Linked DNA regions of Mus musculus: region 2 is linked to region 1. A link is a loop called in an ENCODE intact Hi-C map of the cell type or tissue named here. Cell type or tissue: heart. All regions are shown on one strand. Links, peaks and the distances in the headings refer to the core of each region. The heading gives the core; the rest is flanking DNA. Region 1 overlaps Pvt1 (Pvt1 oncogene). Region 2 overlaps Pvt1 (Pvt1 oncogene).

Region 1 (4,390 bases), core at 324-4,323:
GAAAGTCCTTCATCTATGTCAAGGGTGATAACAACCTCCGTTTCATCATTTCTAGTGGGACGAGGCAAGATGGAGGTTGGTGGTTTATGGCTTAGGGAGGGATGGGGCAGTCTGCTGGTCTTGAGAGCCACTAGTTGCTCTCCAGCCAAGTAGAGCCCAGCATCATCCGCCCATGCCAGCTTTGCTTACAAATAAAAAAGGAGGAAAGAAAACCCTCACAGTTTAGCTTCAAAGGACCTTTCATGCCTTGCCAGGCCTCTGCCTTCGCCTCACCACGCCTCTGTCGCAAAGTACAATACATATGTTTATCTTGCTTCAAGCAGGGGTATATTAAAATACTTGAGGATTTTCCCCTCCTAACACTGGCATGTTGGCTCCCAGCGGCTGCACAGCCACATAGCATGAATTGCAAAAGCAGCCGTAAATTACTGCCTTTGCAAACACACAGATCTTTCCTGAGGTTGCAAGGCGCATCACTTTAAAGGCTGACTTTCTTCAAACTTCCAGGAACTGAGTGGCTCGGAGCCCATCTATTTAAAGGTCAGCCTAGCCATGCTGTATTTGGAGGGCTGCCTCGGACACAAGCTTATTCTCAGTCCCTGCTCCACAGCCACCACAGCCAGGCAGGCGATGAGCAGCAGTGTGTCCCCTTTCAAAGGATGCAGACCACGTGGCCAGACTCAGAGGCGCGAGGCAGGAGGCGGGTGGAGTAGGTAGACAGGGATGAACTGGAGGTAGGAAATGATTGGTTATCTCCCTCTCATCCACATGCACTGGAAGGGAGGGGTAGGGGTGGGATGGTGGTGATGATTCCATGGTTGAATCTCAAAACTGAGCAGAGGACCCCGTGTTCAGGGGCATGGCAACCCTCTGTCCTTGTTTGGAGCTCAGCTATCTAGACCCAGAGAGTGCCTTAGTGTTGCTTGTGGAAAGCAGATCAGGACTTCCTTGAGATCATCACGGTTGGAGATTTAGAGGGGTTATTAATTCTTGCCGTGAAATAGTACCTGGGATAACATTAGGGAAAAATGCTATTTTCTGCTTGTGGTCAGTCCATTGTGGCAAGATTGTAATGAAGCACACAGCTCATGCCAATGAAGAAAGAAAAGGACAGAGAGACACACAGAGAGAATATGCTGGCTGGCTTCTATGGAGTCTAGGCCCACAGGCTAAAGGATGGTACTGCCTATCTTCAGTGTGGGTTTTATCCTCCCAATTATTCCTCTCTGAAACACCCTCAGAGACACTTTCAAGCCCTGCTTTATTAACTCTACAATGGTTTTTAATCCAGTGAGGTTGACAGTGCAGGGCTGGAGGGATGGCTCAGCGATTAAGAGCCCAGAGGTCCTGAGTTCAATTCCCAGCAACTACATGGTGGCTCACAGCCATCTGTAATGAGATCCAATGCCTTCTTCTGATCAAGGGGAAGGCTGGGGTCAGGATGCAGACAATCCCCAGGAAGAACTATCACTCATGACAGGTATGCTGGGCTAAGTGATCAAATGAGATTCCTCTTGAAGACAGGCTAGGGAAGCAGATATCACCAGGGTTAGAGCAAAAGACAAAGAACCAGTCAGTTCAGTTATGGGAGGAGAAAGGATCCTCACTAAACTGACCCAAGAGTCTACAGAAGGGGATGTCCCTTACCCACCAGCTATCACCTAACACCCATCTCTCTGCTTAAACTCTGCTGGTAGATTGGCCTATGTCGTGCAGTAAGAAAACTGCTACTGGTTGAGCATACGCAAAGGCCCTGGGGTATATATGGGAAGTAGCCCGAGGGTTTGTTCACAACATCTAGGGAAATTGTCACTTGTTTGAATTCATTCAGCAAGCAAGGGAAGGTGGTTGATTGCAAAGTCCCTGTGGTGGTTTGAATATGCTTGGCCTAGGATGTGGCACTATTAGGAGGTATAGTCTTGTTGGAGGAAGTGAGGCAGGCACTTTAGGGGGTGGGCTTTAGGGCCTTTCTCCTAGCTGCCTGGAAGCCAGTCTTCTTCTGTTTGCCTCTAGAACAAGATATAGAACTCTCATCTCCTCTAGTGCCATGCCTGCCTAGATACTGCCGTGCTTCCTGCCATGACGATAATGGGCTGAACCTCTGAACCTATAAGCCAGCCACAATTAACTGCTGTTCTTATAAGAGTTGCCTTGGTCATTGTATCTCATCACAGCAATGGAAACCCTAATTAAGACAGTCCCCACCTGACCCTAGAACATGTTTTTCTGCTCCACAGCATCTTCCACCCCCTCCACCCATGCCCAGCAGCATAGTAAAGACAAGCCCATGGCTCTTCCATTTCAGGGCTCTGCTGAAAAGCTTCAGTATCACTCACAGATACCCAGGAGGGCTTCAAAGAGGAGGTGGCATTTTCACATTGCCTTTGAGAAGCCTTTTGTCAGGTCAGAGAGAAAAAGGATGAATAAGCCAGGAAGAAGGTCCAGGGCAAACAGAAGCAGTGAGGCCAGAAAAGGATGAGTTGCCAGCTGACAAAGCCAGTGAGGGAATCCAGGAGTCCTTCAGGACATCTTCCTAGCCTCTACGCAGAGGCCAGTGATCACTGCATGACGTCACTGACTGTCTCACTTGTAGCCTCTTCCCAACAGTGCTGAGAAGGAGGCCTCAGTGGGCCAGTTAATGGGAAGTCCAAGGCAGAAATTATCACATGCAGTTCCTGGACTGAATAACAGGACGGTGGCGTTTTTGCCCACAGCTAGGCCTCCTGCTGTTGAGGTCATTGCTGGCCCAGGAAAGGATGCTCAGAGGGAAGGCGGGGAGGGACAGAGGAAACAGGGGAATAGCCACGACTGTGACTCAGTGCAGACTTTTCCTGATGTCTGATTAGCCTGAAAAGACGGAAATCAAAACCCAACAAAACCAAACACGCCACAAAGCAACCTGGGGAAGCTCTCTCTGGCCCAGGAGTGAAAATAACGGGCAGTCAAGAATCTTCAGAGTCTTCAGGAGACCAAGAAGGGAGGTCTGTCTGCAGAGTGTTTGAAGCTGGAGAGCATGGAGACAGGTTCTGGGATGGGATGGGAAGGGATGGGATGGGATGGGATGGGATGGGATGGGATGGGATGGGATGGGATGGGATGGGATGGGATGGGATGGGATAGGTAGAGAAGAGGGCCAGCATTCTTGCTCCTGAGTCAGATATGACTATGACTATGCTATGCAACTTCCCAAACAAGGCTTATCTCCAGACGAGATGACTGCTGGGACTTCTGGTATCTCTGCATAGTATGCTGCCCAGGACAGTGCAAGCCCTCACTTCGGCTTACTCTGAATGACAGCTGTGTGACTGAGGTGACCGGGAGCATAAACTCTTGACCTACCCTGAAGACTCAGCCTGCCTCTCTGTGAGTGCTGGGGGGGACCGGGGTCCAGAGGGTCACCAGCACACATGGGAGAAGAGAAGTAGCCTGTGGGTGAGGAAGGGAAGATGCTGTGCCTCCTCATACCTCTCTCCTGAGCTAAATCCATCAGCAGAGGATATGGACATCTCCTAGTCTCCCATGCAAGTGAGTCTCAGGCAGGGCAGCGCATGATAGTAACCTTTCAGGGGACCATAGAACATTGTGAATGGATTAGGTTTCTCTCAGCATACAGTTAGTGCCGAGTAAAGCTCAGAATTTACCCATTGAAAAGAATGTGTCCTTAAGCATGACCTAGACCAACACGATGAAGGATCCTCTTTGTGAAGTCAGCTTTGCCTTAGTCACATAATGCTGGGTCAGCCATGTTTTAATCTTTCAGCTAGAGTGTTGCTGTCCCCAAATGTCCACTACAAAGGCATGGTCAACAAAAGCAGGTGATGTTCAAGTATGGAACATCATTTAGCCATAAAAAAAGGGGGGGGGGGGGGGTTGTAAAGAACTGCCAGACAGATGCTACAGGGAAATCTTTAAAGAGTCGCAGGAATGAAATAAGGCAGTCACGGCAGACTGTCACATGACCCCATTTATATGACATTTTCAGAACAGATACACGCACTGTATCAGGAATCAAGCTTGTGGTTTCCTAGGACCTGGGAAACTGGGGGCTGGGGGTGGGTAGAGGAGACTGGTGAGGTTTCTTCTGTGATTGATACAAATGTTCTAGAATTGACTGTGTTAACAACTTCAAGTTTCATGAATAGATAAAAAGCATTCTATTGTATGGATGAATGGGGTGTGTTTGAACTAAATCTCAATAAAAGTGCTATATGTAAAAGTGAAGAAAGGGGTTGTGGCTATATGGTAGAGGGGCTGTCTTGCTTTTCCAGTCCTTAGGTTCAATCTCCATCATGGGAGAAGGCTAGGAGGAGAACAAAGCATGAGGTGAGGGAGAGGGTATAAGGACTGTTATCGGACTACAGCAATGGCAGGTTTCAGCTGGATATGACGG
Region 2 (4,390 bases), core at 275-4,274, 83 kb after region 1:
GAAGCTGAGAAGCAGAGTAGCAGGATTTAGTATCAGCTCCTCAGAGCTTCCATGGACCGTAGCTTCACTAACAAGCTGAGAGTGTCCGCTTGCTTCCAGATGCACTCTTAAACCCCCTCCTTGTTAGCCGAGTGTGGTAACTCACACCTTTAATCCCACTCAGGAGGCAGAGGCAAGTGGATCTCTGAGTTCAAAGCCAAGCTGGTCTACAAAGTGAGTTACGGGGACAGCCAGGGTTACAAAGAAGCCCTGTCTCAAAACAAGCAAGCAAGCCAGGCGTGGTGGCGCACGCCTTTAATCCCAGCACCTGGGAGGCAGAGGCAGGTGAATTTCTGAGTTGGAGGCCAGCCTGGTCTACAAAGTGAGTTCCAGGATAGCCAGAGCTATACAGAGAAACCCTGTCTCAAAAAACCAAAAAACAAAAAACAAAACAAAACAAAACAAAACAAAAAAACAAGCAAACAAACAAAAAACAAAACAAAACAAAAAAGAACAAAAAAAACTTACATGATAGCATACACCCATATGGCACAATTACTAAAATACATCTCTCCCTTTTGCACTCACAGACTTTAATTTTATTTTTTAAATCTGCTCTTCCTTTTAAAAGGAATAAGCACGCAGGGAATGTCTTTCTGACAGAAAAAGCACGTACGGAATGTTCAGAGTCATGATAGAGAAGAAATACAGCCTTCGGCCCCTATCGGAAGGACAGAAGCCAGGGCCAATTAAGCCAGCTAAGCATCACCAGAGCCCGAGACCACAGAACAGCACCCAAGGCCTGCAGCCAGCCCCCAACCACTCTCCAGATCCCCTCCCAGTGCACACTTCTGGAGAGCTGTCACCCACAGTGACAGGGCAAGGCGGGCTGGGGGGGGGGTGGGAATATAGAACAGCTGAAGGAAACTGGAGGCCCCTCAGGCTGTGTATTCCAGCTATAAACCAGTCTGGCCAGCTAGGGCAGTCTGGCCTCAGCCTCAGGGGCTTCTCTGAACTCAATGCAAGCAGAGTTTATATAGACAAGAGTGGTCTCTTTAAAAGCTCAAGTCTGACTGCTAGGATCCTAACAATACTGCCCAATTCCTGAGTCATGACTTCAGTGGGACCCAGCTGTGGACCCAAGCTTGATGGAGACAAAGGCTTATGCTCTCTGCTACTGCAATTCCATAAACTCCAGGGGACTTTCCATGCACAGGCCTTTTCCTTTTCCTATTTCCTTTTGATACTGGTAAAAAAAAAAGTCCAATACTCAACTGGAGAACAACCCATACTCTCTCTCGGTCACATAAACTAGAATATGCAGACACATCTGGCATAGCATTCTGATCTCACTTCTGCCCTAGTTCAAAATCAGTCACATTCCCTCCGGGCAAGATTAGAGCACCTCAGGTGATATCAAAAGACCCCTGACTACAGTCCGGGCCCATCTAGACTCAAACATTACCATTCAGACAGAAGTCCTTTCTATTTCCAAAATGAATGCTGAATTTGTATTCGTCCCTTCTCCCACTAGCGAAGAGTTCTCTCCAAACTTTCTGGCTTCTATTGTTAACTGGCCAATCCATTCTCAACCTAGCAATGAGAAAGGAGCAGAAGACACAGAGGAACGTTGAAGGGTCCCTATACAGGGAACTGTCCCCACCTAGACCTGGCCCTGCCCCCACAGACATATTTACCCTAACTGCACAATTCTCTTGGCATTCTGAATAACCCCCAGGTTTCTCCTGCTTTCGGGCCTTCAAATGTGCTGTTCTCTTTGCCTAACAGACAAAAGAGAACCATACTCTCTCTTTTTTTTCTTGCACCCCGGCCCCCCAAACCATACTCTTAAAGTATGAAGAGTATGAAGAAGTCAGCTAGTTATATCTGCTTCCATTTACCCACCCACACACACACACACACACACACACACACACACACATATTTTCAAAATGTATACATGGTAGGTATAGATGTCTATATTCTTATAAATATAAAATCTTATAAATATATATTTATATAAAAATGAGATAGAAGTTTTATCTAGCCCAATGCAAGCAGAGTTTATATAGCCAAGAGTGGTCTCTTTAAAAGCTCAAGTCTAACTGCTAGGATCCTAACAATACTGCCCAATTCCCGAGTCATGACTTCAGTGGGACCCAGCTGTGGACCCAAGGAGACATAGTTTGTGTCAAGGTGACAATCTGGAATGTGGCAATGCACACCAGTAATTTCAGCACTTGCAAGGCTGAGGCAGGGGAATTGCTGATCGTTCAAGGCCTACAGAGTAAATTTTGGGACAGCCAGAGCCATAGAGGAAGATCATGCTTCAAGGGAAGATACCATCTACTTCATACTCAGGGTCTAGATGGAATTGGAGTTGGACCTGGCCTTGAATTCTTAAGGGGCTGAAGCTGACCTTGAATTGCTAAAGCTCCTATCTCCGCCTCCCAAGTGCTAAGAATCTGAGTGGACACACAAACATCCAGTTTATGTTTGTCCACTAAACAGCATTAAAGGTAGCACGGTGTTAAGTAAAATAAGGCAGGCAAGGAAGATACCGAATGATCTCACAACTAAGTCACCTAAGCCAATGTCCTTGAGTTTGAGAGTAGAATGGTGGTCATCAGAAAGAAGCTGGGGAGCACAAGGGACAATGAGGCTAAGCCTCTGGGCACAGAGCCACAATCAGATGGAAGAAATGTGTTTAGTATGCTGGAACACACTGGTAATAAAAATGTAAGGTATATTTCAGAAAAGCTAAAAGAAAAGGTTTGTATGTTTTCCCACAGAAATGATCAGACTCTAAAGGAGATACACTTACTCAGATTCAAACATGTCTATACACACCTTAATACCATATGTTGCTCCATAAATAAAGACAATTTTTATGTCAATTAAAAAATACAATTGTTGCTGAGTGTGGTGGTGCACTCCTTTAATCCCAGCACTTGGGAGGCAGAGACAGGCGAATTTCTGAGTTCGAGGCCAGCCTGGTCTACAGAGTGAGTTCCAAGACAGCCAGGGCTATACAGAGACACCCTGTCTCAAAAAACCAAACAACAACAACAACAACAAAAAAAACAAAAACAAAAACAAAACAAAACAAAACAAATTGTCTAAAAACATGCGTTGTTCTAGTTTGTTTTCTGTTATTGCAGTAAAATACTGGCTGAAACCTACTTAGAAAGAGAGGGTTTATTTGGCTGACAGGTTCCAGCCTATCTTCAAGGGAAGCCAAGGGACCTTGGAGGAAGCTGGGACCCACTCAGGAGGAAAACTAGAATCCCATAGAGACAGGTACAGGGAGGCAGGAACTGAAGCAGAGACCAGGGAGGGCCACTGATTACTGATTTATTACCTATGTCTTGATCAGCTATGGATTTTAAACAGACAAGGACCTAGGGATGATCCTGCCAATGGTGTTCTGGGCTCTCATTAATTAATTAGTTAGTTAGTTAATTAATTAATTAGGAAAATACCCCAGAGATATTTTTATAAGTCAATGGTGAAGACAATTGCTCAATTAAAGTTACATTTCCCAGGAGACATAGTTTGTGTCAAGGTGACAATCTGGAATGTGGCAATGCACACCAGTAATTTCAGCACTTGCAAGGCTGAGGCAGGGGAATTGCTGATCGTTCAAGGCCTACAGAGTAAATTTTGGGACAGCCAGAGCCATAGAGCAAGATTATGCTTCAGGGGAAGATACCATCTACTTCATACTCAGGGTCTAGATGGAATTGGGGTTGGACCTGACCTGAAATCCTCTTCCCTGAACACAGCCTTTCAAAGGAGGGAAGAACCAACAGCCCTATCCAGCTATGACACCACCAATCCACAATGACAACCAGCATAGCTCCGTAAGCCTAAAGGTGCAATAGTGGCATGCATGTCATAACTGTAACCACAGCTCTTTAATTGAAGAGAAGACCTGCTCAGCAAAGGGAAACCCATGTCTTGTACTGGAAACCTAGTCAACTACCCAGGGTTAGGAAATCTTGTAAGAGGAGCTGTAACTGCTACTCTACTAAACCAGCATAATCCCCAACTATGGTCAAAACCTTTGTCCTTACACCCGCAGGTAAGTGTAGTCCTCAACACCTCCTTTAAAGAAAACTTCTTTTTGCAAAAGACAAAGACAATTAAAAAAAAAAAAAAAAAAGCATAGCCAATCAAAATACAAAGCTATAGAGCCTCATCCCAAAGTGTACATCTACAGTATAGCTCCCTAAGGCTTAGGGGCTCACTGTGGAAGAAAGGATAATAGGAAGATTGTAGAGTCAAAGAAGCAGTGAGTTTTCTGTAAGAACATGTCTTCTAGAAACGTCAGAAGCTACACCCGCTCTCCAACATGACTGTCTAAACATGAGCTGAACATGAACAAGGACAAAAACAACATGCTAACAAC

What was found. Hi-C counts contacts between places; a loop is a spot of excess contacts. Peaks named below come from ENCODE experiments on the same cell type or tissue, not always from the same donor. Only the 100,000 strongest peaks of a DNase experiment are listed, where the experiment ranks them.
Region 2: a loop joins it to region 1, with 1.8 times the contacts of the local background. A loop is called at or near these places in 3 of 42 quality-filtered maps.

What each region holds. Positions count from the first base shown.
Region 1 is chr15:62,133,349-62,137,738 of GRCm38, reverse strand. All of the region lies in intron 1 of Pvt1 (Pvt1 oncogene), which reads right to left. Among named protein-coding and RNA genes, the nearest start is that of Pvt1, 98 kb to the right of the region's middle. In heart, for the core only: no CTCF peak of the experiment used is centred there; DNase peaks (open chromatin) are centred at 628 and 2,688; H3K27ac peaks cover 1,062 bases.
Region 2 is chr15:62,050,342-62,054,731 of GRCm38, reverse strand. All of the region lies in intron 1 of Pvt1 (Pvt1 oncogene), which reads right to left. Among named protein-coding and RNA genes, the nearest start is that of Pvt1, 15 kb to the right of the region's middle. In heart, for the core only: no CTCF peak of the experiment used is centred there; no DNase peak of the experiment used is centred there.